Linked DNA regions of Mus musculus: region 2 is linked to region 1. Evidence: chromatin loops called from intact Hi-C (ENCODE). Cell type or tissue: gastrocnemius. All regions are shown on one strand. Each heading gives the region's core, and the rest is flanking DNA. Links, peaks and the distances in the headings are about the cores only. Region 1 has its middle 28 kb from the start of Atg14. Region 2 holds the start of Ktn1 (kinectin 1).

The links. Hi-C counts contacts between places; a loop is a spot of excess contacts. Peaks named below come from ENCODE experiments on the same cell type or tissue, not always from the same donor. Only the 100,000 strongest peaks of a DNase experiment are listed, where the experiment ranks them.
Region 2: it touches region 1 in a loop (2.1-fold over the local background); 8 of 42 quality-filtered maps call a loop at or near these places.

What each region holds. Positions count from the first base shown.
Region 1 is chr14:47,588,050-47,604,518 of GRCm38, reverse strand. No RefSeq gene overlaps it. Among named protein-coding and RNA genes, the nearest start is that of Atg14, 28 kb to the right of the region's middle. In gastrocnemius, for the core only: a CTCF peak has its summit at 6,506 (motif pointing left); DNase peaks (open chromatin) are centred at 6,258 and 6,488; H3K4me3 peaks cover 263 bases.
Region 2 is chr14:47,640,342-47,656,810 of GRCm38, reverse strand. It overlaps Ktn1 (kinectin 1), which reads right to left and starts at 7,500. Exons shown (of 39, transcript NM_001347527.1): 1 at 7,372-7,500. In gastrocnemius, for the core only: no CTCF peak of the experiment used is centred there; DNase peaks (open chromatin) are centred at 6,333, 7,007 and 7,503; H3K4me3 peaks cover 4,451 bases; H3K27ac peaks cover 4,799 bases.

The sequences.
Region 1 (16,469 bases), core at 3,341-11,340:
CACATCTCTTGTAAGGACAACATTTAATTGGGGCTGCCTTACAGGTTTAGAGGCTCAGTCCAGTATCATCAAGGTGGGAGCATGGCAGGAGGAACTGAGAGTTCTACATGTTCATCGGAAGGCTGCTAGCAGAATACTGGCTTCCAGGCAGCTAGGACAAGGATCCTCAGGAACTGCATGCACGTGGTGCCCATACACAAATGTGGGCACACACGCTCATTTAAAAAAAAAAAAGAGTATTTTGAAAGGATTTTATTAGAATGACTTCTTTTTGTTGTCGCTATTTCTGCTATGGCGCTCTCTCTCTTCTGGCAAGTCTTGGACCACATCTGCTTAGCCAGTTCATCAGCAGTGCAGGGCCAGGAATAGAAAAGGCACATTTTAATAATAAATGCTGAGTGAATAAATGGGTGCTCCTTGGGACATTCTGATATGAGGGGTGGGTGGAGGGAAGGGATAAGGGGGAGAGGAGAGAGAGGGGGAAAGGAAAGGAGGTGGCGGAGGAGCAAGGCAAGAGGGCAAAAAGAAAAGAATGAAGAAGGTTGGGGTGCAGCTCCATGGTAGACTCCCCTAGCAGTTTAAGACCCTGAGTTGGATCTCTAGTACCATAAAATATATATAAATAAATTCATATTTTGTCATGGAGAGCATTATACTGCCACAGAAAAAGGCAACAGCTAGTGAATTTTTTTTTTTTTTTTTTTTACTGTCAAAACTTTGTTACAATAGTTTTCTTTCTTGGAGTTGGTGGTGATTTTGCAAGCCTGTGTAGAAATGGTGCTAAAGATTTCTCCCCCTCCCCCACCCCCACCTCCCCTTTGTTGTTGCTTGGGGAAAGGGTTTGCTTAACAAAACAAATACCCGGGGCTGGTGAGATGGCTCAGTGGGTAAGAGCACCCAACTGCTCTTCCGAAGGTCTGGAGTTCAAATCTCAGCAACCACATGGTGGCTCACAACCATCCGTAATGAGATCTGACTCCCTCTTCTAGAGTGTCTGAAGACAGCTACAGTGTACTTACATATAATAAATAAATAAATAAATAAATAAATAAATAAATAAATAAATAAATAAATAAAACAAAAAAACAAATACCCGTGCTTCATTTGGCTTTGCTGTGGACTCACTCTTAAGGAGGTGTGACTAAGTACCTGGAGTCTCAGTGAAGCCAAAGGTGCTGTGTCCGAGATGGGAAGGATGAAGATCTGCTGGTGGATAGACAGTGCAGATGAATGCGTCTGACCTAGAAGGCCCAGTGCCTGGAGGGTGGTGCAGGGGAGTCCAAGCTGGTCTCTTTCAGCCTCCTTCCCTATCTTACTATTCCTTGGAGACCTGGGTCCAAACCTCAAGCCTGGGCCTTGCAGGAACCTCATATACTATGAGCTGCCAGCCAGACTGGATTCTCTCCTTGTCCTAGGCCTGGTGACTTTGTCCAGTCTTCCTGTTGCAGCAGGCTTCTCCAAACCCCTGGCAGAATGGCAGTCCAGAAACAGCTCCTGGTAATTGCTCTACTTGAGCTCTCTGAATCCTGATCCACCCACCAAACAGGCCTGTCATAGCAAGACAGCCCTCCTGCAGCCCAGTGCCTGAAGCCTGACTTCTGAGATAGGGGCATCCTCACTCAGCTTGGTCTATACCTCAGTGATCTGCATGGGTGAACCAGGATCCTGGGGCTGGTGGTGCAAGCTGATGCAGTACTTGGAGCACATTTTTGGCACTACTCTTTTGTCAAGTCTACACTTCCTTCCTTCAACGTTTCTTTATGTGTTTAAAGGAGAACAGGATGGAGTAATATAGGGATGGATGGAGGAGACAGGATCAAATGGGTGAGAGAAACCCCTCAGTGTGTAACTGCATTCCTGGCCAATGAGAGGACAGGTAAGAACCTCCAGTGCTTAATGGCCATGCCTAATAATACACACGGTAGGAAGAGAAAACAGATTCTTCCAATTTTTCTCTCTAACCTGCCTGTATAAGCCATGGCACCTCACAGCCTCCACCAACACAATAAAATGTTGGGGATAGCCGCGGTGCTGCTTATATTTTGATGCTAATTTGCTAATTCATCTTCCCCCAGAGGAGCTGCCTGGAGTGAATTACACACTCACTCAGTACTTCATGTGGCCCTTCTAATGAATAAAGAAACCAGTCACTGGGTGAGTAGGTGGGACTTCCAGGTCGGAGGAAGGAAGAGAAGAGGCAGGAGAGAGACAGCAGGAAGAGAAGATGTAGCTACTAGTGATCCCCAGTTTAGATGGTGAATCCACCAGGATTTGCCACTAGATGATTTAGATTTGATATGGCTTGCAAGATTAGGATTCTAGTTTTCTTGCCCAGCGATTGAGTTTGTTTCTGAACTATGTTTATGTGGTGTTTTCCTTCATGTGGTGGCTCAACTGGGCTCCAGAGAGAAAGATACAGTGGCAAGTGTGGGTACTCAAGAAGTGCACCCCAAAAGGCCATGGGAATTTTGAAGCATGGGGTTGGTGTGGTAACAACCCACCAGTGGGAACTTAACAAACTGGGTGGAGAGATTTTGGAGCTCTGAGTCAGAGAATTTCCACAAGATGAAAACAGACTGGCCAGCCCACAGGGACCTTTTTAAAAAATATTTTCCACAACAATAAAATGTGATTAAAATTTTTGTTCGAGACAGGTGTTTCTCTGTGTAGAGCTGGCTATCCTGAAACTCACTGTGTAGACCAGGCTGGCCTTGAACTCAGAAATCCATCTGTCTCTGCTCTGCTTCCTGAGTGCTGGGATTAAAGGCATGTGCCATCACCCCCTCAACAGGGCTGGGGGCAGTATTTTTAAAGAACTGAATATTTTAAAAAATATTGGATAAGTTGGGCGGTGGTAGCACACACCTTTAATCCCAGCATTTGGGAGGCAGAGGCAGGTGGATTTCTGTACATTGGAGGCCAGCTTGGAACAGAGTAAGTTCCAGGACAGAGCAGTAGGGCTGAACAAAAGGCTCAGTGCTTAAGAGTATTTGCCCCTCTTCTGGAGGGCCTGGGTTTGGTTCCCAGAACCCACAAGATGACTCATAACTATCTCTAACTCCAGTTTCTGGGGATCCCACACCCTCTTCTGACAACAGACACTCACACAGTAGGTATACATACATACATACATACATACATACATACATACATACATGTAAGCAAAGCACTGATATACATGTAATAAATGTAAATCTAAAAAAATTTTTTAAATGGATAGGATAGAATCCATGTCTGATCTCCTAATTAACTAACTTGTTTTTTAAAGATTTGTTTGTTAGAATTATGTCCATGTCTATATAGGAGTATGTGCATATGTTTGTATGTATGTGTGTTAGGGGTGGGGATGCCCCTGGAGCTGAAATTACAAGAAGTTGTAAGCAGCTAAACTTGGGTGCTGGAAGTTGAACTCTGGTCCTCTGCAAGAGCAGTAAGCACTCTTAACTGCTGAGCTGTATCTAGTCCCTCATCTGGTATTCCAGGGTCTCATTCTGTAGCCCAGGCTGGCTTCAAAGTCACTGTGTAGCTCAGGATTGCCTTAAATGGTGGCACTCCTCCTGCCTCAGTCTCTTCTAAGAGCCGGCATTCTGAGCCAGAGGAGGTCAGTGCCTCCTGGCTGTGCCTTTCCTGCTTCTATGCTTTGCGACTTTGTTTTTCCATGGATTTCTGTTATTTAGAATCTGTGGGAAACATTGAGGTTTGAATTGGAAATCTGTCTCTTGGGGGATGGTTTGTATTTGCTTCTCGTAGATACTCACTGCCCTTAGGAGTCAGTAATAGTAGACAGTGTCTGTCTGGAGGATATGTATGTAGGTAGTACTAATTGGGGTACAAAATCACGTAAAGACTGGCTTTGAGTATAATCTGTCACCAGGATATTTCATCCATCCTCATTGAGGATATTCTTGGTTTTGGTCCCTTGGTTCAAGTTTTCTGCCAGTGGCTCCTACTGGATGTTCCATCCTTGATGGGCCCTGAACTTCCTCCCTGATGCACAACACACATGGTTTTCAAGTCTTGAGTTCAAGGCTACCAGAATTCGGCATTTGTCCTTAGGGTCAAGACTGTATCTTTTGCAGCTCAGATCTCTACCTTTGTTTTGGACTTTTAAATTTTCTTATGTTTAGCCGGGCGTGGTGGCGCACGCCTTTAATCCCAGCACTCGGGAGGCAGAGGCAGGCAGATTTCTGAGTTTGAGGCGAGCCTGGTGTACAGAGTGAGTTCCAGAACAGCCAGGGCTACACAGAGAAACCCTGTCTCGAACCCCCTCCCCCCCAAAAAAAATCACTCAAAAGAAATGGTCTTGATGCAAACTGCAAGAGGTTTACTCGAGAAAGACCAGTGCACTGGGGACAACTCGTATCCCACACAGGGGTAGAGGAGTCGATGATGAGCTCAAGGGGTAAGGGGTTTATAAAGGCAAAACCCCCGCAAACCCCTGGCATTGGGCTATAGCGTTTGGCAAGCTTGCATAACGGGTTTAAGGAACGGTTAGAGTATTCTGTACAAACATTTCTTGGAGCAATGGGGCAAATTCTATTCCCTGCCATTAGTGAGGTCTATTTTGGACACAGGTCTAGGGGCTTAAATAATTTTTCACTCTCTTTCATTGACACCTCATGTGAATGAAACACGCTGCACTTTCCCATAACTGCTTATTTCACTCAGCATAGTGTCCTCAGTGTTAGCCATGTAGTGGCATAGGTTCAAATTTCCTTCCTTTTAAGACATAGGAGCCACGTGCCTTTAATGCCAGGATTTGGAGACTGAGATAGACAGATTTCTGTGAGTTCCAGGCCAGCTGGTGCTACTCAGTGAGCTCCAAGACAGCCAAGGCTGTCATACCCCCCCCCCAAAAAAAACTTTGAATTTTTATTACTTTTAAAGATTGGTTCTGGGTTCAAGGCCAGCCTGGCCTACAAAAGTGAGTTCCAGGACAGCAAGAGCTATACAGAGAAACCCTGTCTCGAAACAAAACAAAACAAAACAAAAACAAAAACAAACAAACAAAACAAAACAAAAGATTGGTTTCATTCTCTTTTAAATTCTTGTAGGTGTGTGTGCCTGCATGTGGGTATGTTCACATGTGTTCAAGTGCCAACAGAGTCCAGAAATGTCATATTCTCTGGAGCTGAAGTGCCAGGACTCTTCCCGGAACTCACTGCGGGTTGTGAATCAGCAGAGCTTGTCTCTGGGTGAGTTGCTTCACTTCCACAGATCTCTTTTTCCTCTTTCCTTATATTTATTTTTATTGAATCGTGGAAAATGAACTAAATTCCAAGTTTTCCCAGCCCCAGCTTGCAGAATGATGTAATTCTTTATTATTAAACGCCTAGACCATAAGCTTTGGTTCATTCCCTGACTAGCACATAACTTATTGAACCCATTCAAACTATTCTATGTCTACCACATGGTCAGTTACCTCTCCTGTCCTACCTCCTATTTCCTGCTTCAGCTCATTGGCCATTGGCATTTTTATTGACAGGTGATCTCCATAGAATACATATGAGTATTTTGCCTGCATGTATGTCTGTGCACTGCTAGTGCCTGAGGAGGCCAGAAGAGCGTTGTTGGATCCTCTGGAACTGCAATTATACATAAATTGTGATGATGATGATGATGATGATGATGATGATGATGATGATGATGATGATTCCTGTCTTTGTGAAACCAAGCCATTATCCCCGGGAATTCAAATTCGGCAAGTGTTTCACTGCCAGTGTGCACACCTACTGGCACAGTCCTGCCTGAGAGCTGTTGCTTTTCTAGGTAGAAACAAGGTGCCATCATGACTCAGGATGTTCAGATGATTTGGGGGGGGGGGGTGCGCGGGGGAGCTTGGCGGGCGGGGGAGGGGGCGGCGGGGGGAGGGGGACAGGTTATGCCATGGTAAGCACAGGCTTCTTTCTGGTGCCCTGCTCTACCCAGCCACCCAGAAGGGGAAGTGTGGCTTACTGGGGAGTAAGGAATTTGAGTTTAAGCAATTATTAAAAGGGCAAGAAATCCACTGAATTTTGTTCTAGAAAAGACCTTCAAGGAATTCGTAAATCAGCCTCCATATTCTTGTGATATAAAATCCCTGTCTGGAAACTGACAGCTCAGTGCAGACTTAATTAGAACCATGTCATTGGCTCCCAGGAAAAAGACAAAGCTACAGCAAGCAAAACTGGCACCAGATTAAAAACCGTCCTCCGGCGGCCTTGTTGCATTTATGCAGACTCGGCGGTACTTCCTAGGCCAAAAACACTGCCTCCGACGTTCACAGTATCAAGGTGCTGTGTGTGAGAAATCACAGGCCAAGCACCTCCAGGTGAACTGATGTGAACAGAACCTGCCAGTATACACTGCACAAACATATCTGCATTAACCAAGACAGTAACTAATCCTGTGTATCTGAGGAGGTAGCCCCTGGTCCTCTGCACCGGCATGTACTTAAGCCCCTCCTCAGCTGATCCCCAAGCCTGTTTGCTCCCCAAACCGGAAGCTCTGCCTTTGAGAGAGGAGACAGAGCGCCCCCTAGTGAAACAGTCTTTCCTCACATTACACTTTAGCACTACGGTTCTCATGTTGTAGATTTCTGGTAAATATTTCTTCAGGTTTATAGGAGCCACGTAGTGTTCTGATACATACATACATACATACATACATACATACATACATACATACATACATACATACATACATACATATATATATATGTGTGTGTGTGTATATATATATGTGTGTGTGTATATATATATATATATTATATAAATATAACGATAAAATCGTTGTAAGGAGCATAGCTGTCACCTCAAATGTTCATCATTTATTCCTGGTGAAAAGTTCAAAAATGTCTAGAATTTTGAAATACTCATGATTGTTAACTGTACCCTAGGGTACAGTAAAGTAACAAAATTTATTCCTATTTATTTGTAATTTTGTACTTGTTGAATGGACATCTGTATTTTTCTTTCTAGAGTCCAGGCCTAAAATGCTGACTGTGACTTGAAAGCCTGAAGCCTGATGCCCAAGTCCTAGAGGTTTTCACCTATTGTTTAAGAGTTGCAAAAAACCCTACTGGTTCCAGAGTTTTTATCTTTAAATGTGTGTGTGTGTGTGTGTGTGTGTGTGTGTGTGTGTGTGTGTGTGTGTGTGTGTGTGTGTGTGTGTGTGCATGTGTGCCTATGTGTATATGTGCATTTATGTATGTGCATGTGTGAATATGTGCATGTATGTGTACATGTGTGCATGTGTACATGCATGTGTGTATATGTGCATTTATGTATATGCATGTGTGCCTGTGTGTATATGTGCATGTATGTGTGTGTATGTGCACATGTGTATGTGCCTGTGTGTATATGTGCATGTATATGTGTGTGCATGTGTGCCTGTGTGTATGTGTACATGTGTGCATATATGTATTGTGTATATGTGCATGTGTGTGTATGTGTGCATGTGTGCCTGTGTGTATGTGTACATTCATGTCAAGATACTTGTGCAAGCATGTATATGCAGAGGCATGTGGCTGCCAGAGGCTGATCTCACTGTTCCCCTCCACTGCTCTTTACCTTGGTTTTCGAGACAAGATCCCTTAGCAACCTGGAGCTCCCAGACTTAGCTCCACTGTCCAGTCAGCCAACACAGGGATCCTCCTGTCTCTGCCTCCTAGTGCCAGGAGGACAGGGGCACTCTTGGCTCTAACATCAGTGATGGAAATTGAGTTCACATCCTCACACTTAAGAGGCAAGCACTTTATAGACTGCACCATCTACCCGCACCCCCCAAAGTTTTAAATTCACAAACTAAAAAAAATTGGTAAATGTGGCTAAATATCTCCAAATATCGACTAGATGTATATTAGTTGCTTTGTTTTGTTTTGTTTTGTTTTGTTTTGTTTTGTTTTGTTTTGTTTTGTTTTTCGAGACAGGGTTTCTCTTTATAGCCCTGGCTGTCCTGGAACTCACTTTGTAGACCAGGCTGACCTCGAACTCAGAAATCCGCCTGCCTCTGTCTCCTGAGTGCTGGGATTAAAGTCATGTGCCACCATGCCCGGCTTTAGTTGCTTTTCTATTACTATAAGACATCTGACCAAGGCAATACCTAGAGGAAAGAGTCTATTGGAGCCTTACAGTTCCAGAAAGTAAGATTCCATGGCCATCATGGTGGGCAACATGGCAACAGGCAGGCATGTCTCTGGAGCAGTAGCTGAGCATTTACATCTGATCCTTGAGCAGGGAGCAATGAGCAGGGAGCAGGGGAAGAGAGAGGGAGGGGGAGGGGGAGATGGAGGGGGATGGGGAGAGGGCTTTTGGAACTTCAAAGCGCACCCCCAACAGGATCTGAACTCTGACCCTCTAGAAGGCCAGTTAGCCTTTTTTATAGCCATTCCATCTTTCTGCCCCTAAAAAGAAGCTAGAGAGACAGGCTTTGATAAGGATGCTGGAAAATGACCTTATGACCTTTAGAAGATAAGTGGGAGACCATATTTTCCAGAATCTACTCCTGAAAATCTTTTTTTAAAAGGATTTATTTCTTTATTATATGTAAGTACACTGTAGCTGTCTTCAGACACCCCAGAAGAGGGCATCAGATCTCACTACAGATGGTTGTGAGCCTCGATGTGGTTGCTGGGATTTGAATTCAGGACCTTCAGAAGAGCAGTCAGTGCTCTTACCCACTGATCTATCATCTCTCCAGCCCCTGAAAATCTTTTATATAGCTCATGAGGTGGTACCTGCCTGTGTGTCCTAACCAGATCTTGAAACCATGGGTCACTAGACAAAAATCCCAGTGCCATGTGTGGGATAACTAAGTAGTTATTGATCCAGGAAGCTACAGAGGTCCCCATAACAATGCAGTCTATTGCCACTCCTCGTGCCCAGCAGAATCAGTTGGTAAGTCTCTATCTCGAGGCTGGTGAGATGTCTCAGTGGTTAAAAGCATTGGCTGCTCTTCTAAAAGATCTAGGTTCAATTCCCATGTCCACACAGTGACTCCCAACCACCTGCAACTCCAATTCCAGGGGATCCAACATTCTCTGCTGGCTTCCATGGGCACCAAACACACACACATAGTGCACATATGTGCATGAAAACAAAACACACAAACTTATTTATTTATTTATCATCTTGTTTGTTTGTTTATATTTTGAGACAGAATCTCACTGTGTTTGTTGTTTTTCATCTTTTCCTCCCCTTTTCTTTTCCCCAAAGTAAAAACAGAGACCAGGAGATTATTATAAATTCCCAAGCAAAAATAAGCCAGACTCAAACAAGAGGTCTAGTATAAGTGTGAAATGGCAATTATAGACCATTAACAGGGACTGTGTGGAGAATCTGGGTTTTGTGTGAGATGCTTTGAGGAGGGGTTTATAACCTGGGACAGGCTCAGTGTACTTAGCTACCAAAAGGGGATAATGAAAATACTTCCCAGCTTGGGGTGTAGCTCAGAAATGGAGTGCTTGGCTGGCATCCCTGAGTCCCTGGGTTCAACCCACAGCACCTCAGAGGACTGGAAGAATACTTACTCTCGGTGTTGGAACAGTTAAATGAGTTCAGATACGTGAAGTACTTAGCCAAGTGTATGGGACCTTCCAAGGACGTTAGCAGTTAACTCTTTCTTACTCAAAGCAACCACAGCAAGCTTCCCCTCCCAGCAATGAACAACTTACGGTTTCAGATAAACTGGTGTTTACCAAAACGATTGAAAACACCCACAGAGATGGTCGCTAACCTTATTTTTGAAATTTTTTTCACTTGAAATGATTTTAAACTTATCAAAAGTGACAGAGATCAAAGCAGAAGGAATATTCCCATAGCGGGTGTTTACCCAGGTCTGCTTATCATTGAGCTCACAACCCTTTGCTCTGTCACTTGACCTGCAGATCACTGCAAACCTGTCTCTGCTTATTACTGATAACTTATTTTTTGTTTGTTTTGGGGTTCTGAGACTGGGTATCATGTAGCCCAGGCTGGCCTTGAATTTACTAGTTAGTTGAAGCTGGCTTTGAATTGATCCTCTTGCCTATGGCCAAGTGCTAGGGTTTCAGGCACAGGCCACTATGCCTAGATTATTCATTTCTTTTTTAAAAAAAAGTTTTTGTATTTATTTATTTAATATATAGGAGTACACTGTAGTTATCTTCAGACACACCAGGAGAGGGTGTCAGATGGCATTGCAGATGGCTGTGAGCCACCGTGTGGTTGCTGGGAATTGAACTCAGGACCTCTGGAAGAGCAGTCAGTGCTCTTAACCACTGAGCCAACTCTCTAGCCACCTAGATTACTCATAAATCATGATTTTCTCATTTTCCATTGCTAAGCAGCAAATTAGTATTTGCAATACTATCAGCCCCTAAGATCACATTTGTACAGAGCCCAGATTTGAGACAATGTAACTAAGAAAATTGTTAAAAGTGAAATCAAAGATTGGCCTTTATAATAACAGAAGGAAATGCTCACTCCTAGCCTCGCCTCCAGGAAACACAAATCTAAACCACACGGAGTTGGGTGTGGTGCCACATAACTTTACACCCAGCCGAGGCAGGTGGATTGCTGTTAGTTCCAGGTTAGCCTAGTCTACATACCAAGTTCCAAGTCAGCCAGAGCTATAGTGACCCTGTCCCAAACAAAACCCCAACTAGCTTGAGATGTCCCCTCACCCTAGTCAGAATGGCCATAAGTAGAGAAACAGAAACCAAAGGCAGGTAAGGATTCTTGTGTATATATCACTGGAGGGAATGTAAATTATTGCAATTCCTATGGAAATAGATATGGAGAGTCCTCAGAAAATTAAAAATTGAACTCACATATATTCCAGCTATAGTGTTCCTGTGCTCGCTCACCCCTGAAGAAACAGAGCCACCAATTGCTAGAGTATTCACAGCAGCCAGGTTACATCAGCATGCCTGTCAATGATGAATAAATAAAGAAAACACACGCGCACACACAGGAACATCATTTGGCTATAAAAAAAAAGCACAAAATCACCTTATATATAGAACAGGAGATAATCATGTCAAGCATAGTAAGATAGTTGCAAAATATGTATTCAAACAGGAGGACACTGATAGCCCAAAAACATGACTGCTCATTAAAATTTCTGCATGGGGAAGTGTCCAAATTAGTGAACCAATACATTTACTGAAGTTACTTATAGTGCAAGGGTACTGCATAATCTAAGGATATCATATGTGAATATCAAATGCCCTAATAAAACTGTCTTTGACAGTATTTTATTGCTGTGAAGAGACACCATGACCATGGCATCTCTTATAAAGAGGAAAGCATTTCATTGGGGCTGCCTTACAGTTCAGAGGTTTAGTCCATTATCATGGTGGAAAGCTTGGCAGCACACAGGGGACATGGTGCTGGAGAAGTGGCTGAGAGTTCTACATCTGGATCCACAGGCAGTAGGGAGAGAGAGCTACTAGACCTGACTTGGGCTTCTGAATCCTCAAAAACCACCCCTAGTGACACACTTCCTTCAACAATACTGAACTCCAAAAAGGCCACACCCCCTAGTCCTTCCAAATAAAGCTGCTCCCTAAGCATTCCAATCTGTGAGCCTATAAGAGCCATTCTTATTCAAACCACCACAGCGACAAAGTATTTTGTACAGTTAGTATGAACTAAGCAATACAGAGCGATACAGATTGCTCTTTCTAGAAGCTCGAGGAAGAAGCAACTTCAAAGACTATGTCCTATTGATGGAAAAATTCATAACCATAGAACTGAGGGCTGGAGAGATGGCCCAGTGGTTAAGAGCACTGACTACTCTTCCGAAGGTCCTGAGTTCAAATCCCAGCAACCATATGGTGGCTCACAACCATCCACAATGAGATCTGGTTCCCTCTTCTGGGGTGTCTGAAAACAGCTACAGTATACTTACATATAGTAAACAAATAAGTCTTTAAAAAGCAAAACAAAAAACATAGAGCTGAGATGCCTATTTCTTTAATAGCTATCAAATGTGGCCCACTCTCAGGCCCTAGAAGTTACCCACATTTCTTGTACTACAGCCCCATCCTATCTTCAAAGTCAGCAGTGAACAATCTTCCACATGCTCTAAAATCCCTCCCAATGAGCAGCTAATTCCTTTGTAGCAGCTCAGCAGCTAGGGCCAGGCTTAGCCAGAATATTCTCTTTCCTAACAATGGTCTTGGAATTTTAACTATATTAGCAAAATCCAAGAGCACCTGGGTTTGGGTTTGGACAGCTGGGGGACAGTTCATTAGGGCATAGGGCAGGGATTGGGGACCCCCCTCAGCATTCTGTCGTATGTGATGGGGCATAGTTTAAATTTTATTTTAGAGGCTGGAGAGATGGCTCAACAGTTAAGAGTGCTTGTTGATCTTTCGGAGGTTAGGAGTTCGGTTACCAGCATCCATAGCAGGACTTTTAACAATCATCTGCAATTTTAGTTCCTAAATTGAATGAAGATGGCTCCATTGGTCCATAGCAACTGACATTACTGGGAGGTGTGGCCTTGTGGGAGAAGGTGTGGGAGTAGACTTTGATGTCTTAGAAGTTCAAACCAGGTCTAGCGGCTGACAGTTCCTGACTGTTGCATGCAGATCCATATTTAGAATTCTCAGCTCCTTTTCTAGCACCATACCTGCCTATATATGACCATGCTTCCCAACATGATGATAATGAACTGAACCAGTACCAAATTAAATGTTTTCCTTTATAAGAATTACCGTGGTAATGGTGTCTCTTCACAGCAATAGAAACCTGAACTACGTAAGACAGGATACAAGGATGCTCTCTTCTGGCCTTCTCAGACATACTCACATGCACAAGCAGTGCATACACACAGAGAGACACACAAAATGGAGTAGGATATAAATAACATTGATCTGTTTTAGTTAGTTTGGGATGCCGTAGCAAAAAACCATCACAAACTGGGCAGTTTAAACAACAGAAATTCTCTTCTTCACCATTCCAGAGATTGGAAATTTAAGACCAAGGTACCCAAGGCCACCCTCTCTTCTTCCCTTCTAGATAGCCCCCTTCTTTCTGTCCCTTCTTCCCTTCTAGATAGCCTCCTTCTTTCTGTTCCTTTTGCAGCCCTTTCTCAAAACATGCACAACTCTGGTGTCTGTGTGTACTCACTCGCTATTCTTTTTTTTTTTTAAGATTTATTTATTTATTATATGTAAGTACACTGTAGCTGTCTTCAGACACTCCAGAAGAGGGCATCAGATTTCGTTATGGATGGTTGTGAGCCACCATGTGGTTGCTGGGATTTGAACTCGGGACCTTCGGAAGAGCAGTCGGTGCTCTTAACCACTGAGCCATCTCGCCAGCCCCTCACTTGCTATTCTAATGAAGACACCAGATTTATTTTTTAAAAAGATTTACTTACTATTATATCTAAATGCACTATAACTGTCTTCAGACACACCAGAAGAGGGTGTCAGATCTTATTAAGGATGGTTGTGAGCCACGATGTGGGTTGCTGGGATTTGAACTCAGGACCTTAAGAAGAGCAGTCTGTACTCTTAACTGCTGAGTCATCTCTCCAGATTTTTTAAATTGGTGTTTAAAAATACCTGTGACCTTTGGGGGGCAAGCAGTCTAAGTGCAATTATGAATACAAGAGTTCCTGATCTGTCAGGCTGGCACTGAGCCTGCAGCTCAGTAGGCTGCCGCCTTTAGCATACGTTATTAAATGAATCCATGCACCATTATATAAGATTCCAGCGTTGTCAGAAGGCTCCCTTTATCCTGATTAGAGAAACCATCCTTGGAGCTGTCGATTCTAGGACGTGTTTCCCACACTCCATGCTCGGGGTGGATTGCTTCATTAACTAACATCTATTGAGCAAATCAGCTTGGAACAGAGACAGGTGGATGAATAATTAAAAAAAAATTTTCTCTGAAGCAGTAGAATCAAATGGGAAAGACATTATTTTAAGTCTCCAAGTTCGTTTTGAAATCTCTTACATAAATGTGTCTGTTTATAGAACCATTCAGCACAGTTAAGTTCCTAAGAAAGCCAACGCATTGGAATTAATGATCCGCAGAAAGACAAATCTCTAGATATTTGCGTTTGCATTATCTTCTTGAATTATCTGGACCCTAACCATGGAGCAACAGAGTTCTGTATGTAGCTAAAGATAAATTCTCTGTAATTGCTGAAAATCTACCTGGGGCTTGGGGGTGCAAAATAATAACAGAAGTACCACATCTGGGTGGGTGGGATGGCTCTGTTGGTAGAGCCACTTGCTACCAGGCCTGATACTCTGAGTAGGATTCCTTCCACATGTTGGAATAAGAGAACCTACTCTTGACAATTGTCTTTTGACCATCACAAGTTTTCTTTTCTTTTCTTTTTTTTTTTGGTTTTTCAGGACAGGGTTTCGCTGTATAGCCCTGGCTGTCCTGGATCTCACTTTGTAGACCAGGCTGGCCTCGAACTCAGAAATCTGCCTGCCTCTGCCTCCCGAGAGCTGGGATCAAAGGTGTGCGCCACCACGCCCAGCTCATCACAAGTTTTCTGTAGAGTACACTTGTCCATGGACACTCCAGCAAACATAATACATATAAAAGAGATTCCACACCTGAAAATCTGTGTATGATGGTGAACCCTGTAATGCCAGCACTTGGAGGGTAGAGGATATATAGTTTGTGACCAGCCTGAGCTACATGAGAAGAGGGAAGGGGAATAAAAGAGGAAGGAAGGAAGGAAGGAAGGAAGGAAGGAAGGAAGGAAGGAAGGAAGGAAGGAAGGGAGGGAAAAGAAAGGAAAGGTGAAAGAAAAGCTGTTCCTTTCTCACCATGAGCCATTGCCAGCCCCTTCCTCCCTGTGCAGCCAGCAGCATCTTGCCTGGCTCATCAGCTTCTCTGCATCCCTCCTGACTCAGCACCCCACCAGACTGACCCTGCCTTGCCTTGCTGCCTGTGCCTGATAAATGGCCTCTGCTCTCTGCATAGAGAGCACCAAAGCTCCTCTGACTCTCCCTGTGACATCCAGGGTAACCATGATGCCAACGAACCCTGTTTCAGAATGCTCAGAATTGTGCTTCAACTATAGTAAGTATGCTTGCTTTTCTCCAGCCCAAGCTTTTATTTTTAAAGATTTATTTATTTTATGTATCTAAGTACACTGTAGCTGTCTTCAGACACATTAGAAGAGGGAGTCAGATATCATTATAGATGGTTGTGAGCCACCGTGTGGTTGCTGGTATTTGAACTCAGGACCTCTGGAAGTCAGTGTTCTTAACCACTGAGCCATCTCTACAGCCCCAAGTATGCTTGCTTTTAAAGTCAATGCTTCTGGGTGCACAGTTTATGTTTTAAACATGAAAACTCATTTCAGGATAAAGGTGTAGAGAGGAGAAGTTCAGATTTCCCTATTCTTTTTCTGTCCTTAATGGATTATAACTAATGACAGTCTGACTATTTATAAAAGGAAGGACCAATTCTTGGTCTTCTAAGATGAAGTTCAAGATTAACAGACATATCCTTGAAGGATTGTGTTGTTTTTACTAACACCCTGAAATTGTTTTAAAAAAAAAATGGTACTTAGGGGCTGGAGAGATGGCTCAGAGGTTAAGAGCATTGACTGATCTTCCAAAGGTCCTGAGTTCAATTCCCAGCAGCCACATGGTGGCTCACCTGTAATGGGATCTGATGCCCTCTCCTGGTGTGTCTGAAGACAGCAACAGTACACTCACATACATAAAATAAATCTTTGGGGGAAAAAAGATACTTAGGGCTTGGTAAACACAAAAGATATAAAATTAAGTTTGATTCGCAGTGGTGTGGCTGAGCTTGGTGGTACACACCTTCCTTTAATCTCAGCATCTGGGAGGCTGAGGCAGGTGCATCTCTGTGAGTTTGAAGCCAGCCTGGTCTACAGAGTGAGTTCTTGGTGAGCCGGAACAATCTACTCCCACTCCTAAAAAGGAAAAGAAAAGAAATAGAATAGTGAGCTAGAATTCTTGAGGTGACAGGAATGATGTATTACATTGTTGGAAGAGGTCCATTTGTGTGTGGCAGGATTTCCCCTGTCCAATTACATTAAAATATTAGTGCACAGAAGGCCTGTGATGGGACAGGGAAAAGGAAGGCGGAGCTAAGAGTTGCAGAGACAGTGACTGGGCAAGAGAGATAGGGAGGAAGCAAGATGGAGAGTGATGAGCAGGGTGGTTCAGAATACACGTGGTTTTAAATAGCCACAGGTAGATTTGATATTGTATAGGGATAGAATAATTGGGGTAACTTGTCTAATCTAGGTGGGCAGCTTGTACCATTATCAACTGACTCTGAATTTTCTGTGTGAGCATCTTGTGAATTGAGAATTTAATGATGTATACATCTGACTGATTAGATATAAATTTCTAGAGTTTTGTTTCTACTGGGTTGCTGGGTGTTGTTGTGGATGACCAGGGGGGTGGGTGGTCACAGCATGGGGCTGGAGTGGCAACAACCAGCCAAGAAAAATTAGTGAGTCAGGTGGAGACATCTCAGGAGCCTGGG
Region 2 (16,469 bases), core at 3,758-11,757, 52 kb before region 1:
ATAATCAAAATATGCGATATCTGTGCATGAAAATGTCACATCATGAACAGTGTACAGGTTAGTCTTATGTCAAGTTTGAAAGATCCAAGAGCCATTTTGCAAAAAGAAACCTCAACTGAGAAACTATCCTCACCAGATCTCCTGTGGGCAAGCCCACGCCTGGGCTGGTGATCACGTGTGCTATTAAGAAGGCAGGCTGAGAAAGTCATGAGGAGAGCAAGCAGTAAACAGCACCCCTCCACAATGTCTGCATCAGTTCCTGCCTCCAGGTTCCTGCCTGGATTTCTGTGCTGACTTCCTGGAAAGATGAAACTGTTAGGTCCCAGAGAAACCTGGGCCAGGTCTCTCACTCAGTCCCTGCCGCTCCTCCAAGCACTTCTTTGCCCCTGGGTAAGTCTGCTGGCCATGCTCAGCCTGAACCTTTCCAGGTGCCTCTGGATGTTCTCCCTCCAGTCTACAATAAAAACCTCCTCAACCAAACCTAGGGAAGGCCATAGCTTCATTTACATTCAAAAATAAACCTGGGCTGCTGAGATGGCTCAGTGGTTAAGAGCGCCAACTGCTCTTCCGAAGGTCCCAAGTTCAAATCCCAGCAACCACATGGTGGCTTACAACCATTCATAACGAAATGTGATGCCCTCTTCTGGAGTATCTGAGGACAGCTACAGTGTACTTACATATAATAAAATAAATAAATATTTTTAAAAATTTTAAAAAGGAAAAAAATAAAATAAATAAAATAAACCCTTTCCTCCCCATATTGAGTTTGATCATGGTATTTTACAACAGCAACAGAAAACCTTACTAAGACAGATATTAACAAAAAGCAGTTAGTATAAAAGTGACTGAATAAATATGAATTAGGATTTTCACAAAATAAAAATAAAATATACAGTGGTGGTGGTGGTGGCTCGGGTCTTTACTTCTAGCACTTTGGAGTCAGAGGCAGATGGATCTCTGTGAATTTGTGGCCAGCCTGATCTACAAAATACAAGGACAACCAGGGCTACACAGAAAAAACCTAGCTCGAGGAGAGGGAAAGAGGAAAATAATGAAAAGCAATCAAAAATTCAAAACAAATAAATGGTTAAAATAGGTTCAGGACCATGGGTATGAAGGCACATGCCTATAATACCACCACTTGGAGGGTGTACGGGAAGTTTGAGGCCAGTGTAGAAAATGAGTTCCTGTTTTTCTCAAAGGACATCCCTACTGTGCCTTCAATCAGAGGAGAAACTCAAACCAATATAGACACAGGTGCAACCACTTACAAGACAAGGTAACTTTGTAATTAAAAAGTGCCCAAAATAACTGTTTCTATTTTGCAAGAATCCATAAATGAAAAAAAAAAAAATCACTTAAGAGAGAGAAAAAAAAGTTTTTCCTTTTTAATTTATAAAACCTGGGCTGGAGAGATTGCTCAGTGGTTAAGAGCACTGACTGCTCTTCCAGAGATCCTGAGTTCAAATCCCAGCAACCACATGGTGGCTCACAACCATCTGTAATGAGATCTGACACCCTCTTCTGGTGTGTCTGAAGACAGCTGCAGTGTTCTTACATATAGTAAATAAATCTTAAAAAAAAAAAGATATTAATTTAAAATTTAAACCTAAACCAGGTGTGGCAGTTCAAGGTCAGTCTTAGCAACCAGTCTCAGAAACGCAACAATCAATCATACAAAAGTTTGTATAGCAATAAAAGTAAGTCCCTAAGAGTAAGTCCCTCATCTACAAAGCTGAATGGAAAGGAAGTTTCAAATAAATTCAGACAAAGAGTCCCACTTAAAAAAGGAAGAGGACAAAAGGAACAAAACAAAACAAAACAAATGGCTTAAGAGCAAAGTATACAGGCAAGCCTGAAAGCACTGAAAGGGGAGTGAGGAAGCTGAGGGGAGAAATCAGGTGGTAAAGCAGCAAGGCTGGATTAAAGCCACCGGTCCTTCTCCCGCTCTCCAGAGCATCACTGAAGGCATGCAGTTACAGACAAGGAGAAAGAACTTCCATAACCCTCAGGGTGACCAAGGCCGAAAACCTGCAGGTCTCCTTTCAGCACCCAGAGAATCACTGCTTCCATGGCAACTCACCTAGTTCCTGGGTAAGAGTAAAGAACTGTCCCACATTTCCAGTGAGCAGGTAGCATATGAATGTGTGTCCTGATAGACAATGTTCCCACTGAATCTCATATCCCCTCTGAAAAAAGAAAGAAAACAGAAAAGAAAGAAAGGAAGAAAGGAAGAAAGAAAGGAAGAAAGAAAGAAAGAGAGAGAGAGAGAAAGAGAGAAAGAGAGAAAGAGAGAAAGAGAAAGAGAGAGAGAGAGAAAGAGAGAGAGAGAAAGAGAGAGAGAGAAAATGTGGACAAGTAGCCTTCCTTCTCCCTAGCAGTGGAGACCTAGGCCTACTACCAAGTTTACTCACGATGGTGCTACCATGACCAACCCCTGAATACACTGCATTTCCTTCTTCTGAAAAAGATGACTAATGTCTGACAAAAGCTAAATATAGGAAAATAAAACCAAGACCTTTTGAAGGATTGGAAAACTCCAGGATATTTTTTTGGTTTTTGTTTTGTTTTGTTTTGTTTTGGTTTTTCGAGACAGGGTTTCTCTGTATAGCCCTGGCTGTCCTGGACCTCACTTTGTAGACCAGGCTGGCCTCGAACTCAGAAATCCGCCTGCCTCTGCCTCCCGAGTGCTGGGATTAAAGGTGTGCACCACCACGCCCAGCTCCAGGATTTTGTTACCAACATTTTCATTCTAGTTTTTTTAAAAAAACAATATTAGAAGTTATAGAGGCTGGAAAGATGGCTCAGCGGTTAAGAGCACCAACTGCTCTCGCAGAGGTCCTGAGTTCAATTCCCAGCAACCACATGGTGGTTCACAACCATCTGTAATGGGGTCTGATGCTCTCTCTTGTGCTCTGAAGAGAGCAAAGGTGCAAAGGTGTACTCATATACATCGAATAAATAAATAAATCTTTTTAAAAAATTTTTTTTAATTTTAAAAGAAGTTATAGATAATGCTTTTATAATACAATCTCTAGAAGAAAAATCAGAAAACTAGTTCTAAGAAAATTGATTAGTCTAAATAAAAAGATACAGGTACAGATTAATGTTAAATTCCTTAAGTACACAAATATTGAATGTATGTTTTGTCTTGGTGGAGTCTGGGTTTTGGCTTTTTTGAGACAGCGTCTTACTATGTAGCTCTAGCTGTCCTGGAACTCACTATGTAGACCAGGCTAACCTCAAACTCAAAGATCTACCTGCTTCTTCTCTCTACCCAGACCCCCTGAGTTGCTGGGATTAAAGGCAGATGCCACTACACCTGACTAAGGCACATATGTGTTTTAAGTCCCTGTTTGAAGTACCTTTTTAATTATATGGCGTGAGTAACTCAGTCCCCACCACAGTATAACATTATTTCCTCTACCAAAAGGTTTCCAGAGACTCCCTGGCACTCTCTTCTGTTCTCTAAAAATTCCTAGGAAAGGAACAAACTAGTAGCTACGTGTATCCAGAATGCAATATCCACCAAAGAAAAGGAACTGCAAGATACAGGCTTAATTCATTTGACAACTTCTTACTTAGCACCTATTATGAGCCAGACACTGCCTTAAACACATGGGTTAAACAAAGAAAAAAAATCAGTTGTCATGGCATATACTTACAATCCCATACTGCGAGGAAGAATGGGGCGAGGTTGCAAATTCAGGCCATGGGGCCTGGAGTCAAAAGGGTAAATGAAATGCACAGTAGTAGAATGTGATCTAATGTAGCAGAGGCAGGCAGATTTCTGAGTTCGAGGCCAGCCTGGTCTACAAAGTGAGTTCCAGGACAGCCAGGGCTACACAGAGAAACCCTGTCTCAGAAAAAAAAAAAAAAAAAATACTCTTTTTAATTGAAAGTTTGTCTTGCTTCTTCGAATATAAAAGCAGTTAGAAGCCCCAAGGAGTCGGGTGTACTGTTCAAGAGGCAGTGGCAGAAACCCAGGTCAGACCTAGGCAGAAGCCCCAAGGAGTCGGGTGTACTGTTCAAGAGGCAGTGGCAGAAACCCAGGTCAGACCTATGCGGTCAGCACCTTTCTTTTTAGTACCAAAGTGTTTATTAATTTATTTTATAAACTTTAACTTTTTTTAAAACTTTTTCAAGCAAAAACATCAAATGCCAAAATTAACCACAGCCAAAGTCTATATAACTTAATGAACTTCTATAGTTAATATTGACATTTTGAAATGGAAGTTGTGAAGTTTCACATTAAATTTTACACTTTCGGTATCAAATACATTTTATGCACTTAACCACCATTAACCACCATCAAAGACAAAACAAGACCAAAAAAAAAAAAAAAAAACCAAAACCATGACAGACTTAGAACAAGAAAAGCAATTGGCCTTATAACCTCAATCATGTCTTAACCCTAAACTCACCTAACACCTGCACGCAGTCCTTCCTCATCCTTATATTTAGCTTTTCTTGTTCTCTTTTCTTCATGTTGGCTGTGCCTGCATATGCACTAGTTTACGTCTACACAGATACAACTGTTTGGACTCCACTTAGGAGAGAGAACACTCAGTTAATTCCTTCTGAGATTGAGGGACCTTGATTATTAGCATACATTCCAAGTCTGTCCATTTTCCTGCAAATGTTTTTACATCATTTTTCTTTAGAGGTGAATAGTACTCTTTTACAGAGAGACCTAATTTTCATTATGCACTTACCCACTAACAGACAACTAGGTTGATTCCAACTCTTTGCTATAGTGAATGAACATGGGATACAAATAATCTCCATGGTAGAGACCGGACCCTTTCTTTTAAAGGGGGTAGGAGGAAATCATTTCAAGGCTAAAGCTCACAACCCTTTTTATTTTTACTTTGGTCTGTCCGAGATCCACCTGCTCTGCCCTTGGGAGTGATCAAAGACACTATCATGACAAACAGCATTTTTTTTTTAACTGAAAAGGCTTAAAAGCAATTTAAGGCTGTCAGCACCAATTCATGCACTTGACAAACACTTGTAAATTATTACTTTTCTCTTCTAGACTTTAGTGATGGCTTAAGTTACTCAAACTCTGGTTCCTGGCACCTAAAGTTTCCCCCTAAGTTTCTATTTATAGGAACCATATCCTTCATAATCTTAAACCAATTTTCCCCAGCTGCTAACAAATACATCGTATCTTTTTCATCAGAACACCCCAGACTCTGTCCCTTAGAACTGGAGCAGCAATGATGGGGGATGCAGTCCATTTATACATGAGAGGTCACTGCGACTTCTGGACAGTTACTTCTGGTCTCTAGGGATACTCTGGATTTGCCTTCAGAGACCTTTAAAACCACATGCGTAAGAGGTTACTTTCAAACACCTGAACATTTGTACCTCCCCCGCCCCCACCTCCTGCCATTCCTTATTACACATGAGGTCAGATTCCTAAAGCAAACTCTCCTGGAACCACTGAGTTTACTAATTTTTATTTTTTACAAAGTATTGAAAAAATCTTTTTAATTAAAAATTTGGCCATTAAAAAAAAAGCATAGTAGGCATACAAACAAAAATACATATTCGAGGGCTAGAGGTGTCAAAAGTATATATGGCATGCTCAAGTTTCTGGCTGACCCCAGTGAGTCCCTCCCTGGAAAAACGATACATCCTCCAAAGAGTTCAAGTAAAATTCCAGCTAAAGACTGACTGACGGTCAATCTTACCATGCGTCCTCTAGAAGCTGAGCCTCAGAACAAGCCCTTTACTTGTTAGGTCTTTATCAAAATCTAACAAAAGATCAAAACCTACAAACTAGCAAGCCTGTACACTGCTCGGGGGGTGAGGGGTTTGTGTGGATTTTGCTTATTAGATTTGTTTAGGGGGAAACTATATCAGAGAAAGAGGCTGCTAATACTTAGGGAGGTCATAGAAATATACCAATAAAATAAAACAAACCAACGGCTTTCCATAATGCTGACAATGAATCAAGAAAGGATTATATACTGGGTATCCTTTGTGATATTAAAGTGTTTAATACACTTGAGGAATTTTCCCGATATATTTGAGTGTGTGTCTCAGTAATGTAGAACACCTTATTCTCTAATGCACCTGATAATTAAGACATGTATGTCTACTGAGGGCTACAAAATTCAGAGACGTTTCTAACTCAGGGTTGGCATGGGGAAAGAACCTACATAATTAAGCCTAGCTATTTCGTGTAAGGTCTCTAAAAGAAAGGTGGAATGGGAAAGAGGCTTATTTACCAAGCAACACATCAGATATGAAAGGCTACCGCGGCACATACAGAACACAGGTCAGCCGGAATGCCCCAGGGCAGCATGGACAGATTATCTCAGGTCTCATCACCAAATGCTTTTACCCACACCAGAGCCACTGCTGCCAGTGCTTGCGGGTGAGGGGAGAAAACAAGTGCAACCTAATTCAGGCAAAAAAAAAAAAAAAAAGTTAAATCACCCCTAAGTCACCTGCTACACAACTCAATGTCTAGTTCACCTTTGGGGAGCTCCTCTTTACCTGGGTGTGGAGCTGTCAATTTCTCAGAACACTCCAAAACTTTGAACTATTCTATTCGGCCCGCAGCTTCTGAAGCTATGCTAATCCACATAGCTGCTAAGGAATCCACTTCTAGCAGTGGCCCTGCTGTTAGAATCCGGGTTTCCGCCTCCTCCCAGAAGGACCCGAAGACACTAAACAGCGCACTTTTTGACCTAAACCGAGAGGCAGCCGGACAAAGAAGAGAACGCTGCTTCCCAAGCCCCGGTCTCGGATGGCCGAACTCTGCTCCCTTACGCCAAAAGCGGCCAGATCCGGGACACCCCAAATTCTATTGTTGGACACCAAGGCGGACACACCCCTGGGAGAGAGGGAGAACTTCGCAGGATTTCCCCTAACTCCCAGGACCGGGTGGTGGGAGGGGCGGCGCTCCGGGACAAGCGAGGGGAGAGCCGCTCCAGCATGGCGCACGCGTGGCCCAGCCCGAGCCCAGGGCGCCCGAGGCGAGGCGAGGCGCTCCCTCTGGTCACCCTCATCAGAGCCTTAATCCGCCAGCCCGCCCTGGGGCCTGCGAGCCCAGCTAAAAATAGGCTCCTCGGTCACCCCGCGGCCCTGGCGGATCGACCTCGCCCTCAGAGGAGATGGCCGGGGAGCTCCGGCCACTCGCGGACCTGGGATCGGACCTTGCAGCCACGGGGAGATCGCCGAGCCAGAACCCTGGAGCCCGAACCCGCAGGCGGATCCTCGGAGCGGGCCGGCGGCGGCGCGGCCTGGGCGGACGCTGCACACTGCGACCTCCGTGCGAGGCCTACCCCGCGAGCGCAGCCCCCCGCCCTGCGCCCCGCGCCCGCGCGCCCTGGAGTCCCCGGCCCTGCTCCTCACCCTGCGCAGCCGGGTACCAGGCCGGGACGATGCAGCGGCGCGAGCTCTACCTCCTGGTCAGCGCGCTCCCAGGCCCCGCCGCAGTAGCTCAGGTGCCGTCGCGCCGCCCCGCAGGAAACGGGCGGCTTCGGGGCGGGGCGGCTCCGCACGTCCGGGCGTCGCGGCCAGAGGGGCCCGGAGACCGGCCCCTTAAAGGGACAGGTCCGCGCAGCCGGCGGCCTCCAGATGCCCCGCGCTGGGCTGCAGAGACGTCACCCTCCGCCTGGAAGTCCCTGCGGAATCCCTTCATCCATTCAACCCTACTCTGCCTCCCCCAGTCGGCCTTGGTCTCACGTGACCCTCGCACAAAAGTACCACTTGGCCCCCGACACGGGTTGATTCCTTTTAACCGTACTCCAAGTTGCTAGACATACACACACACACACACACACACACACACACACACACACACACACACACACACACACACGGCTGGGATTTCTCCTCCGAAATCCGCAAAACGAGGAATTTATAGAGCCGACCTAAATAAGTTGTGTGCAAATATTGTAAGGCTGCAATGCTTGCTGGCTGCTGGCCATTCCTTAAGCAAGGTTAAATAACTAGAAACTGCAGCGCTAAGAGGGGTTGACCAGAATCTCTGCGTCTCTCTGCTCTTTGCTGCGAGGATGGAAGCTTTTTCTCCGGTGTTGCTTTTTAGTGTTTTATTATTATTATTATTATTATTATTATTATTATTATTATCTCAGACAACGCCAGTCACTGCCCTGAACATATCTACAACATACTCTAAACTCTCCTCAAAAGTTACCAAATGATTGGCACGCTTCTAGAGTGTGGGGTAGAGAAATAGAATCAGACTCACCATTACCATTACCCAGGAGCAATCCTTAATGATTGGAGCATCAGATAAGTCTCAACATTAACAACAGAGAATGTCCTCATCATAGGCTAGTTACAAGAATGCTGCGCATCTGTCTGCGTTCGAATGATTTCCGCCCAAGCTTTCAGAGCTCTTCAAAGCAGAAATGAAAGCTGAAGCGTTTGTAGCAACAGCCTGATGAGGTATTGAGAATTCCACCAGTGTCCAATCACCACTTCTCAAGGAGCTTGCTCTTTTCCTTTCTCATGAGTATTATTCAGCACTCACCAGCTCCAAGGCCAGCAAAACACTGTTTCTGAGCTGCTGTCTCTTGAACCTGTAAGTGCCAGAAGATTTGGCTTTGTTGGGAAGTGAGGCCATTAGTAGCTTAATACAAAGTGTAACTGTATCATTTCTGTAATGGAATGTAAAGGTTCTTGAATAGCTTACAAACAACTCTGTAATTGCGCCCCCTCCACCCACAAAAAAGTTTCCAGTTAGATTTTTTTTTCTGACATTAGGAAAAGGACACCATCATTTGCATACAAATGATACATAGGTTCCTTCGTAAGTTACATAGTAGCATGGTCTTTAGGGAAGCAATCCTCCAAACGTCTTACTTCTTATAGTCGATACAGAAGTATAAATGCGCCAGCCACTTCTATTCGGATGAACTTTGACTTCTCAAAGGGGAACAGCTGGATGCTTCCTTCCTATAAGCTTTCTAATTGCTCACATCAAAACAAAAAGATGTACTAGATATGTTACAGGTGGCAAGCCCTATTGGTATTTAAGACTAATCCTCTAAGTTTTGAAGTATAGTAAAATGTAACATAATTAACTATAGTTAACACACATAATTAACCTAAGTTATAATTAACTGTGACTGCTGCTCACTACTCACCGATGTCATGTCCATGTCGCTGAAACCCACAACTAACTTGCTAAAAGGAATTAGCACTCCCCATCTGAGTTATCTCTTAAAACAATCAGAAATTAAACCTTATTGAAAACTATAAGGTATAATGTAGCTACCGAAAGACTATTTCTCCCCTCCCCCCTGCGCCCCCCCCCCCCCCCCGGACAAAAAGCACAGTTTACTGCTTTTAGCTTGTACCAGTTTTCTTCTTAACGGATTTTGGGGAAGATTTGAAGGCATGCAATATATTGATAGATGAAGAGGCGCCTGCCCATTCCTGTTTTGACCATGTAGGCTTCCCAGAATTGGGGAGTTCTGTAGAGATCAGAGTAGCATCTGAGTAAGAGATTGTATCTCACTCAGCCAGCTCAGGGAAGGCAGAGATAAGCATTGAAGTAAAGCAGCTCACAGTACTGGAAGGGAGGCTGGAAGGATGCCTGCCTTCATCTGAATAAAGGAGGAAGAAGGTTCTCAGAAAGTTCAGCTGCAGATCTACAAGGAACCAGCTCTCAAACAGAGGAACTGTTGGATCCATAGGGGCTTGCGCTGTGCCCTTTGTTTGGGAATCTTTTTTTTTTTGGTTTTGGTTTTGGTTTTATGAGACCGGGTTTCTCTGTGTAGCCCTGGCTGTCCTGGAACTCACTCTGTAGACCAGGCTGGCCTCAAACTCAGAGATCCACCAGCCTCACGCCCGGACAGAATTAACATTATGCCAAGTTTTTGGACCCACTGTCTCTTGGAGCCACTGATCTTAAAGCTCTAAATTCCCTCTTAAATCCCACTCCTGGCCTTAGTGGCACAAGCCCTTAATCCCAGGGAGGCAGGGGCATGAGGATCTCTGAATTCGAGGCCAGCCTGCTCTACAGAGCAAGTTCCAGCAAGAAAATTCCACTGCATCACTGAGAGACCCTGAGACTAGATGGAGAGAGAAACGACTCAACTGGACCCCTAAACTTTCAAGAGGCTTCCCCTTCTAGGACGCCACTGTTGAATAGACACCCGCCACCATGTTTTGCTGGTTCAACAGTTTTAAAAGCTACTTTTTGGAACTCATATATATTGTTTGGAGAATGTCACAGTTTAAAAAAAAAAAAAAAAAAAGGAGCAGAGTCCAAGCTCTATTTCAAGTTGTTATTCTGTGAAGGCTACAAAATGATTTTTCCTGATGACAAGCCGGGTGACACAGAGCTCTGGCCGGCAGCCCTCTGGCGTCCTAAGGGGCCTCCATTCCATCAATCTCCTCTGCTGGCTCTCTTGTTCACATGTCTTGCTCTCCGCACTGGAGCTCTCTGCTCTCATTCTTGCCCTGTCACTCTAGCTCTCCCTGGCTCTCAGTTATGTGAGAAGTACCCACTGATGGGTTATATGTCCACCAGCGAAATGAGCCAATTCAAGCCAGACTAGATTATAGTAAAGGCGGGTTTATTGAGAAGTTGCTCTGCAGGAAGTTCACTGGCCCCGAGGATGGAGGCCAGGGGAGTCGCCATGGGGAGAGGGGGAGAGGGAGGGAGGGATTGAGGAAGAGAGAGAGAGAACAAAAGTTTAGGGTCTGGGTTTGCCACGTTGAGACTGGAAGATGCGGGGAGAACCTGGAGGCCAGGTCTGCTTTGATATATAAAATATGCACCTCAGCCCCTTCCTTTCCTTGGGTCTGAAACTGAACACCCACTAGGCAGTGTGTATCTACCCATTAGATACCATTCCTGCCAATTTGTTTCTATACCCACAGCAGGGTTCTGCTGCACTCCTTAGCAAAGTGACCAGTGACATTCCCGGCCACAAAGCATCTTAGAGTTCATTTGGTAGAGCCTGTCTGTCATGTGACACCACGGATGATTCTTGAAAAACCCCTCGTGCTTTGGCTTCAGTCACGTGACTTTTCTGAATTACAAGACAGCATGGTTTCTGAGATGGGAACCCACTTCCCAGCAGAAAGACTCATGCTGCAGCTAAGGCCCGAAGTATTTACCAGAAGTAGCTAACGTGATGGAGTGATGGGAAATGGCTGTTAAAGACCCATTTCCAGCGATGAGCAGGAGAGATGGTGGCTTGCAGCACTGGAATTTTGCTCTCGGGGGGCGGGGGGGATCATCTCCAGAGGGCTGCCAATTGCAGACAGAACGTGCAAGATCCCTGAGGGCATTTACCAGGAGACATCTGCTTACATCTGCAGAAACTTAAGGCCTCCATCTTGTCTTGTCTTCTTTGTTTCTAAAACCATCAAGCAATACAAGAGGGGTATGTCTTCTGAGTTGGGGGTCATAGATCTCTGTTAGCAACATCTATCCCCTGATCAGTTCTCTCATAACCAGGTTATGAGACAGTCACCCACCCATGTGTTGGTTGTGTCTTAGACTTTATTGGTTTTTTCATGGAATCATATCCTAGAGAATCCCTCAACCCTAGAAAAAATGGGACAGCCAATCATTCACCTTGTTTTCCCAAACATTAAAAATAGGCAATACATTTGCTTTAGAGTGGATCTTATTAGCTATGTCAGGTAGAATCCATCCCTATATTTCAAAGTACATCCTTGATGACACTCAAACCTCTTTTGTACCCTAGAAAGAAAATGTTTGAAGATAAAGTAAGGTTGTCCCTTCACTCTGTCTTTCTGTTCACAGCCATCGTCAGTGGCTTGAACGTGTTTAATGACAGCAGTGCTTCCTTGGCAGCAACTTGATGGGAAAGTGCTGAGGTTGCACACTTCCGCTCATCTCAACTCTTTACTTCCCCACCCCTGGGCATTGGTTTGGGGGTGGGGGGGTGTTTCTGTTTTTGGTTTGGTTTGGGTTTTTTGTTTGTTTGTTTGTTTTTGTTTTGTTTTGTTTTGTTTTGTTTTGTAGAGACAGGGTCTCTCTGAGTGTAGCCCTGACTGTCCTAGAACTCTCTTTGTAGACCTGGCTGGTCTGGAACATACATAAACCTACCTGCCTCTGTCTCCTAAGGGTTGAGATTAAAGATTTGCACCACCACCTGGCTTTTATCCTTCTTTTCTGCTCTCTCTAAGAGAGAGAGAGACATATATATCATCTTTTTCCTCTATATATATATCTATATATTATATATATAGATATATATATACACATCATCTTTCTCCCCTCTCTCCCCCACCTCCTGTGTGTGCACATGTATGTGTATGTGTGGCCAGAGAATGACATCAGGATGCCTTCTTCAATCATGTCTCCACCTTGTTTCTTGAGACAAGGTCTTTCACTGAACCTGGAGCTTTCCATTTTGGCTAGATTAGCTACCCAAGAAACCCAGAATCCACCACACTAGGGTCAGAGGTGTACATACCACACTCAAATTTATGTACATACTAGATCCAAGCTCAGTTCCTCGTGTTTGTGTTGTAAATACAAAGACTAGGGTGGTTAAGAGCACTGGCTCACAGTCATCTGTAACTCCAGTTCAGGGGAGGTTTTAACTTTGCTGGCACCAGGCATGTGTTTTGTGCACAGACATAAATGTAATAAAAATATCTATCCATGACATTACTAAATTATGGGAGTCTAGGGAGATGGAAAGGTGGCCCATCCAGTAAAGTCTATATCGGCAAAACTAGATAAAAATGCTGGGTGTTAGCTGTGCATGGTGGCATAATCCCAGAACTCTGTGAGTTCAGGATCAGCCTGGTCTTCATAGTGAGTTCTAGGACAGCCAAGACTTAGATAGACATCTTAAAAAAACAAAATAAGTTTCTGGGCTAATATCTGCTCATCAGTGAGTGCATATCATGTGTGTTCTTTTGTGATTGGGTTACCTCACTCAGGATGATGTCCTCCAGATCCATCCATTTGCCTAAGAATTTCATAAATTGATGTTTTTAATTGCTGAGTAGTATTCCATTGTGTAAATATACCACATTTTCTGTATCCATTCCTCTGTTGAGGGACATCTGGGTTCTTTCCAGCTTCTGGCTATTATAAATAAGGGGGCTATGACACAGTGGAGCATGTGTCCTTATTACAAGTTGGAACATCTTCTGGGTATATGCCCAGGAGAGGTATTGCTGGATCTTCTGGTAGTACTATGTCCAATTTTCTGAGGAATCACCAGACTGATTTCCAGAGTGGTTGTACAAGCTTGCAATCTCACCAACAATGGAAGAGTGTTCCTCTTTCTCCACATCCTTGCACACATGATATGCACTCATTGATAAGCAGATATTAGCCCAGAAACTTAGAACACCCAAGATACAATTTGCAAAATACGTGAAACTCAAGAAGAACAAAGACCAAAGTGTGGATACTTTGATCCATCTTAGAAGGGGAAACAAAATACACATGGAAGGTGTTACAGAGACAAAGTTCAGAGCTGAGACGGAAGGAAGGACCATCCAGAGACTGCCCCACCCAGAGATCCATCCCATATACAACCACCAAACCCAGACACTATTGCATATGCCAGAAAGATTTTGCTGACAGGACCCTGATATAGCTCTCCCTTCTAAAGCTATATGCCAGTGCCTGGCAAATACAGGAGTGGATGCTCACAGTCCACTGTGGATGGAACACATTGGTTGGAGCACAGGGCCCCTAATGAAGGAGCTAGAGAAAGTACCCAAGGAGCTAAAGGGGTCTGCAACCCTATAGGAAGAACAACAATATAAACTAACCAGTACCCCCAGAACTGTGTCCCTAGTTGCATATGTAGCAGATGATAGCCTAGTTGGCCATCAATGGGAGGAGAGGTCCTTGGTCTTGCGAAGATCATATGCCCCAGTACAGGGGAATGCCAGGGCCAGGAAGCAGGAGTGGGCAGGTTTGGGAACAGGGTGGGGGGGTGGGGCATAGAGGATTTTGGGGATAGCATTTGAAATGTAAATGAAGAAAAAGAAAAGAAAAAATAAAAAAGGAAACAAAACAAACACAGGGTATAGAGTTGTGCAAAAACAAACACAGACTGGTCCCTGGGGCCCACTGGCCAGCCCAACAACTCCAAGTCACTGGATACCTCCTGAGGAATGACACTCTTGTCCTCTGACCTAGGAATGTGCGCACACACACACATACACACACACACACACACACACACACACACACACACACACACAGAGTCAGACACACATCCAGGGATTGTATGGTGGAGTTTAATTACATGTGAAGACAGGAAGAGGCTTTCTGGACTGTTAAACATGCTTCTTGCACCTCCTCGGCCAAGTGGTACGTATATAAGAATTGTAATGCTGTCTCCAGCAACATTGCCAAGAGTCCAAGAGAGATAAAAGGTTATTCTAATGAGATCTGTGACCTTTATATAATATAGTAGATTGCTAGTTGATTCTTGCTCAGGAAGGCTACAGTTCTAGAGCAGAGGTAGTGACTATGACTACCAACATTTCTCAAGGTGTTTCAGCTCTTATTTGGGCATTTCTACAAATCAGCTTTGTTTTTTTCTTTTTGGAAAATGGGGTTTACTACATAACCCTGGTTGCAATCTGGTGTGTTGGCATCTAAGTGCTGGTGTTACAAATGCATACCACACTTTTAAAATAACAATATTAATACATATTTATGAATTTTATATTAAAGTTTTGTTTGTTTGTTTGTTTGTTTTGTTTGTTTGTTTTTGTTTCTCAAGATAGGGTTTCTCTGTGTAGCCCTGGCTGTCCTGGAACTCACTATGTAGACCAGGCTGGCCTTGAACTCAGAAATCCACCTGCCTCTGCCTACCAAGTGCTGGGATTAAAGGCGAGTGCCACCACTCCCTGGATCTATATTAAAGTTTAATATTCACCTCAAACAGCTACTTGTTATATTACTCTATGAGCACTGGCTTCTCTTCTCCCACTCTGGGGTACCATGTACAGATGCACACCGGCTTCTCTTCTCCCACATTAGAATACCACTGCTGTTTGCTCCCTCACATGATCCCCACTGTTTAAGTTTTATGCTTCTGTTCTTTAGAAAATAATGGTAGATAAATTAGACGAAGACAACATACTGCCCATCCTGCATCCCATAAGAAAAAAGAATTTTTTTCTTTTTTCTCAGCAATGGAGACAAAGACTATTTAACCTGACAAGAAAAGTAACTCTGGTTCTAGTGATAGATGCTGTGAGTTAGTATACAAAATTCCACAAAAACTATGAGGTATGACCATGGATTGGATTAAACAAACTTATTGGACACAAGTGTCAATACACAAAAATCACTGTTTCTGTACACTAGCTATACACAATTCAAAACAAAGAGAGTTTATTTGTAATAACATAATAACAAAATATTTAGAAATAATTTTAAGAGACTTTGCACTGAATACTACAAAACACTACTTTAGAAAAAAAATAACTTTTGTTTGTTTTGTTTTGTTTTGTTTTTTTGAGGTAGGGTCTCCCTATTTAAACCAGAGTAGTTTTGAACTCAGCAAGTTTGTGTCTGGGTGCTGAAATTAAACTTGTATACCACAACTTTGGATTCTAGGAAGAAAATTTTTATTCATCTCTGCATCCTACTTGATTCTGGAGCACTGACTAGGGGCAGTCAGGGAATCAAGGACAGACACACAGACACGGTTAAGGAAAGCTGGGAGCAGGTGGTGCATGTGATGGAGCCACCAAATCTACTGCTTCCGTAGCCTGTGTGTTAGGCACAGCACAGCACAGCACAGCACAGCACAGCTGGGGGGGGGGGGGGACTTAGTCTCAGCAGGAGGCCCCTGCTGGCCAGCAGTCTGGGCATGTGAGCATCTTGGAGGGTGAAGCTGACATTACTAGGTTTTTATTCCCTGCTGAGTGGGAACTCAAAGGAAAACCTTGCCATCCCTCTGAGTGTCACCTGGGGAAGGGTTTGCCACTCCTACAGGGCTGAGGCCTGGTCCTTGATGTGTCTGAGTCTTTGTCAATAATACATACTCACTCAGTACTCTGCTCCCACAGGGCTCCCTCCACTCTGTACATTGTGATGTAGCCCAGCCATAGGTACTTGCCTCATATGCACAAGACCCCTAGATCAACAGTCAATCAATGGGATAGTGTTGAAAGTCCATCTATAATTGACACATGTCAATGGGGAGAGATGTGCCTCTTCAGTAAAAAAAAAAAATGCCAGAATAACAAGAAAATAGATTCTGACCTTTACCTATACTGCTCTCATATATTTCTGTACATACACCACTATTACAAAATGTCTGAGTCTGAGTAATTCACACACACACACACACACACACACACACACACACACACACACACACACAAGCCTTATAGTTCTGTAGGCTCTAATTCCAGGATCAAGGTTCCAGAGGTGAGGTTAGTTAGGATTTCCATTGCTATGAAGAGACACCATGCCCACATATAACTCTTACAAAGGAAGACAT